Regions from separate parts of the Homo sapiens genome. Here region 1 is linked to region 2. A link is a loop called in an ENCODE intact Hi-C map of the cell type or tissue named here. Cell type or tissue: psoas muscle. All regions are shown on one strand. Each heading gives the region's core, and the rest is flanking DNA. Links, peaks and the distances in the headings are about the cores only. Region 1 overlaps AGBL1 (AGBL carboxypeptidase 1). Region 2 has its middle 40 kb from the start of MIR548AP.

Region 1 (2,919 bases), core at 296-2,795, 740 kb after region 2:
TCATATAGAGTCGTTTTACTGCCTTAAAGATCCCCTGTGCTTCCCCTACTCATCCTTCCTTCTTTCCCTTGGTGGAAATTACTGAATTTTAAAAACTCTCTCCATAGTTTTGCCATTTCCAGAATGTCATATAGTTGGAATGATACAGTATGAAGCCTTTTCAGATTGGCTTCTTTCACTTAGCAATATATATTTAAAGTTCCTCCATTTCTTTTTATGGCTTGATAGCTGACTTGTTTTTCACACTACACATTCCATTATCTGGAGGTACCACAGTGTATGTATCCATTCACTTAGTGAAGGACACTTTGATTGCTTCCAAGCTTTAGCTATCATGAATCAGGTGCATCTGGGGATTGGAAGCCAATTGGGGTTTCTATTTCAAGCCCTTTTTACTTTCCAAATCTTTGATGTGCTTGGTTCATTCTCTTGAATGAACCTCCTCTTGAATGAATGCTTTAAACATTTGTGAGCAGGTTTTTGTGTGGACATACAATTTCAACTCATTTGGGTAAATGGCAAGGAATGGGATTACTGTATCCTATGGTAAGAGTATGTTTGATTTTGTAGGAAACCACCAAACTGTCTTTCAAAGTGGCTGTGGCATTTTGCATTCCCAGCAGCAATGAGTGAGAGTTCCCTCTACGCCATATCCTTACCAGCATTTGGTGTTTTATATTTTGGCCATTTTACTGGGTGTGTAGTGGTATCTCACTGTTGCTTGAGTTGTAATTCCCTAATGACTTACTATGTTGAACATCTTTTTGTAAGCCTTTTTGACATGTATATATCTTTTTTAGTGAGGTGCCTGTTCAGGTCATTTGCCCTTTTAAAAATTGGGTTATTTTCTTATTGTTGAGTTTTAAGATGTGCTTTGCTTTTTTGATTTCTGATGTCTCAAGGGGAATGTGCTATAGAGGAACAACTGTTATGCAAATTTTGTGTTTCTCAAGCTGGGGTAAGGAAAGTCTAGGCAGGCAGTGCATGGACATATTGTCAAAGGTTTATGAATTATTATTTTATTTGAGATGATATCTATAAACCATAAGAGAAACATGTATTGCTAAGCTGGAGGACCACTTTGAAACCAAGTCTTATCTTCTTTCTGCGCCTGCATTTTCATTAGTATTTACAAGTGCTTTAACACCAAGTAATGACACAACAGTGACATCATTTGTTTTTAATGCAGTATTTTTAAAACCAGTATTTTATAATCCTGCTAGTATGTGGATATATTATCTGAGATCCAGAACAGCTTTATCCCTTTCTCATCCTGCAGTTCAGGTGTTTCTGGAGAGAAACACCAGAAATATCACTACAAGGTTTTGGTCACAAACTACAATAATCTCTACTATGTTAGGGCAAGACTTTCTTTGCCTTGGTTAGACACAGGCTCGAGCTAGAACCAAAGCAGAGAAGAGGGACTGCTCTTTGTCCTTTTCCCCAAATTCACTTTCCAATCTTAGATTTTTAAAGTAGGGGAATGCAAGAGCAAGCAAGAATATTTGCCTAAACACAACGTTCTTTTTTCTCTGTTGATAAGACACTATGCAGAGAAATGTGGCTCAAACTGAATAGCCTTGCAACCTTCTCACTGAAAAGTAAAATGCTTGGGTCCTGAGAGGCATAAAGTGGTAGAGGCAAAGCAAAGGAGGCCTTGAACTGCCTTCCCTGAGAGACCACTATATACGACATGATGCTGAGCTGCAGGATTCACCAGCAGAGACCTGGCAGGTATCCAGGCAGGATGACGGCAGCATACCGGAGAACTCTGCCCATTGAAAAGAACAGCTGCTATTCAGTGTCAGTCAGTTGCTGCATACCAAAATGTGGGCTCAAGTCAGATCTTCTGATTTTTCAAGGGAAGCTGGAAATCTGAATTTAATGTAAAATCTCCTAATTTTCAAATGTTGGCAATGAGTTTGGACCCTGTGAGCATCATGAAACATATCTATAAATGAGATCTGGCCTATCACAGGGCTTCCAAGTTGGTGATTTTTGCTCCAGTTGGGTTTGCATCGCTAGTGACTTGCTGACAAGAAACTGCATCTTGGCAAACACAAGGTGGCTATGTGGAATATGACACGGGAAGCACACTTTGCATAATTTTAAAGTACGTGACTTTTTTGCTTCCAAACATATTTAGCTAAACTGTGCGGGTTGGCTCTTGTGAATGCATATTACACTCCCTTTCTACCTGCTGTCTGATCCAACCCACACAAACCCAGACAGAGAGATACATCCTTGAAGGTGTTACTGCCTGTATATGGATAAAGATTGAGGAAACCAGCCTTCCTCTTGAGGAGTACTAGATCTCAGGCTCTGCAAAGTAGGAAGAGATGGAAAGAGAACACACACAAGAAAATCAGAAAGGAGGAGGAATTCAGACCAGAAATCCTAGGAAGCAGAAGTTGCTAGGTTGCTGAGACTCAAAGGTCACCAGCCATCAAATGATGTTTCAGATACCAAAGCTGAGAATCACAGCTGAGGGCAGAGAAGTCTGGTGCCTGGGCTGATGCACACTTCATTTACTGCTTTCTATATCAGTAGCTGTGGTAGGGAGTATTGGCACCTGTGGGGTAGGGTATGTGTAGTTCTAGGAGTTAATTTGTGTTGACCTATTCTTGGGTTTAATACCGTTTTAGTCGATCCAGGTTATAGAACTCAATCATAGGACACATTGCATTGTCTCCCCCAAACACCTCATTCTCGTGAAAACTTCTTGTTAAAAAATCCATTTATTCTAACAAATAACTTGGCATAACAAACAGAGGTCATGTGAGAATTGTTACAATAGCCAGGTGAACAATGCATGCTTTCTCAAAAAGTTAGGGGGGAAAAAGATTTGTAAACGACATACTCTTGTAGGAAAAACAAAGCAAAGCAAAACAACCCAGGTACTCATAACAATTCATCCAG
Region 2 (2,919 bases), core at 260-2,759:
CAAGCCTGAGCCGCACCACTCAGTGCCTGAAATCCCAGCCTAAGCCCACGTGGGTCTTTTCCCTGCACTACTGTGAGAACTTTGCTTTATCTCATGTCTAAGATAAACACCCAGGACATGTCTTGTAGAGATATACTCAGTCTCAGAAATGCTTGTGCCTACTCAAAGGGGGTGTGTTGGAAGGAGCCCTGGGAAGTGTCAGGCAGAGGTCTGATTGATTGTTGACTACCTACCCCATGCTTACCATATGTTTATGCCATTTTAGTCCTTAAAACAATGGTTCTCAAAGCATGGTAACCAGACCTGCAGCATCAGCGCTGCCTGGGAACTTATTAGAAATGCAGAGGTGGGAGGATCACTTGGGGTCAGGAGTTCAAGACCAGCCTGGCCAACATGGCAAAACCCCATCTCTGCTAAGAATACAAAAATTAGCTGGGCATGGTGGCATGTGCCGGTAGTCCTAGCTACTTGGGAGGCTGAGGCAGGAGAATTGCTTGAACACGGGAGGCAGAGGTTGCAGTGAGCCGAGATCTTGCCATTGCACTCCAGCCTGGGCAACACAGCCAGACTCTGTCTCAAAAAAAAAAAGAAATGCAGATGCTTGGGACCACCTGGGACCTGCTGAATCAGAGACTCTGGGGGAGGAGTCGGGGTAGAAATCTATGTTTTAACCCTTTAGATTATTCTGGGGCTTGCTCAAGTTTAAAACTGCTGCCTTAAAACATCCTCAGTCCTTAACATAATCCCCTATGTGTTATCACCACCATTCAGATAACAATCCCCAGGAGATGTCTAAGCTGCCCCAAGCAGAAAGTGGCACCTCAGTGCTGAAATGCAAACCCAAGTCCACCTAGCCTGAAAGTCCTCAGAGCTTCTTACCACATCCACCCTGCCTGCAAAGAAAATCTAGAAGCTAGTTTTTTTTCTGGCTCCTCCTCCCGCTCTCCTTCTAAGGTAGTCCACTCCCTCCTCTTTCTCACTGTCTCTGATCGTGACCCTCCCACACCTGCTTTCAAAGCTTTGTCTGTGAACCAATTAGAGGTTTGAAAAGCTGGTATCAGAAGTGCCCAGTATCATTTTTATGAGACTTCATGAATAAGAAAACAATGCCAACAAGTCAATATTGCGTGCAAATGTCAGTAAATTCCCACTCAATGGCTCCCTAGCCTGAATTTTGCAGAGTGAAATCGATGCAAGTTTTGTCAGGCCTGCTGACTTTAAAGGCGGAGGACCCTGTGCATCCAGAGAACCCACTGAAGGATGTAGGCTGCATCGTCACTCACTCTGGAAGGAAGTTAACAAAAGTACTTACACCTTTAACCTCCAGGGCATTCCTTCCCAGGCTGTGGAGGGGGGCTCCTTAGCCTGCAGTGACCTGGAATATGTTTCCAACTTTGCAGAAGTGCTGAGATCCACAAGATGGCAGCAGCCGCTCAAGCTTCGCACAGGGTCCCTGCTGCTTTTGTAATTCCCAAATTAAAAACCAAACCAAACCAAACCAAACGTACATCTGCAATCTGGAAGACGCCAGGAAAGATCATTCATTCTAGGCCTGCCCCCTTTACATCCAGAACTGTCCACATCAGAATCAATGTGAGCAAACTGCTTATAAAGGTCTTAGGGAAAAGGAATCTCAATTGTTGACTCAATTGATTCATTTATTTATTTACTTCTTTTTCCATCCTCCCAACTTTTCACTCTGAAAAGTTTCAAACCTATAGAAAAGCTGGAAGATGAACATCTTCTTGGTCTTCACTGGGATTCATCAAATTATCACATTTAGCCACATTTATTTCATCTTTCTCTCTCTTCCTCTGGATGAAAGCTTTGATAGTTGCAGACACCCTGACACTTTACCTCTCAATAATTCAACACGTCTTCTAAGAATAAAGACATTTCTTTATATAACCACAACATCACCATATCCAAGAACCTTAACATTGATACATTACTTAATTTATAATCACATTTAAATTGCCCCAACGGTCCCAGCAATGTTCTTTACAATAATTTTCTTTCTTTCCCTTCCTTCCTTCCTTCATTCCTTCCTTCCTTCCTTCCTTCCTTCCTTCCTTTCTTTCTCTCTGTCTTTCTTTCCTTCCTTCTTTGAGATGGAGTCTCACTCTGTGGCAGAGGCTGGAGTGCAGTGGTGTGATCTCAGCTCACTGCAGCCTCTACCTCCCAAGTAGCAGGGATTACAGGCGTGTGCCACCACACCTGGCTAATTTTTTTGTATTTGTAGTACAGATGGGGTTTCACCATGTCAGCTAGGCTGTTCTTGAACTCCTGACCTCCAATGATCCGACTGCCGCGGCCTCCCAAAGTGCTGGGATTACAGGTGTGAGCCACCTCGCCTGGCCTATAGTAATTTTCAATCCCCTGCTACAGAGTCCATTTGAGTATCACACCCTCATGTAGTTGTCATGTCACCTTTTTTGTAGAGCTCTCCTCCTCCGCTTTTGATCTTTTATGACATTGACATTTCTCAACAGTCCGGTTCATGTGTTTTGTAGAATGCCCAGCACTCTGGATTTGTCTTACTGATTCTGGATTATTAATCCAGGTTAAGTATCTTGGCAAGAATACTACCAGGGCAATCTGGCATCCTTCCTGTTACATCACTTCAGGCGGCACATGATGTCATGTGGTCCCATTACTGACGATGCTAAATTTGAACACCTAGCTAAGGTATCAGACCTCGGGCAGAGAACTCATTCTTGTCCTGCGCCTGCAGCAATCCTGAACGGCCACCCCACCTCCTCCCTTGACTCGCTGGTCTGTACGCTCCCTGCAGCAGCCAGAGAGATGCTCTGAAAGTGTTAGTCAGATGAGGCCATGCCTTTGCTCAAAACCTTCCTATGGCTTCCCACCATGCCCAGAATAGCTTCCAAACTCCTTGCCATGCCTTCACAGCCCTGC

The links. A loop is a pair of places that touch in the nucleus more often than their neighbours do. Peaks named below come from ENCODE experiments on the same cell type or tissue, not always from the same donor. Only the 100,000 strongest peaks of a DNase experiment are listed, where the experiment ranks them.
Region 1: a loop joins it to region 2, with 5 times the contacts of the local background. A loop is called at or near these places in 2 of 110 quality-filtered maps.

The regions. Positions count from the first base shown.
Region 1 is chr15:86,606,917-86,609,835 of GRCh38, forward strand. All of the region lies in intron 21 of AGBL1 (AGBL carboxypeptidase 1), which reads left to right. Among named protein-coding and RNA genes, the nearest start is that of AGBL1-AS1, 290 kb to the left of the region's middle. In psoas muscle, for the core only: no CTCF peak of the experiment used is centred there; a DNase peak (open chromatin) is centred at 1,725; H3K27ac peaks cover 718 bases.
Region 2 is chr15:85,863,867-85,866,785 of GRCh38, forward strand. No RefSeq gene overlaps it. Among named protein-coding and RNA genes, the nearest start is that of MIR548AP, 40 kb to the left of the region's middle. In psoas muscle, for the core only: a CTCF peak has its summit at 1,419 (motif pointing right); a DNase peak (open chromatin) is centred at 1,405.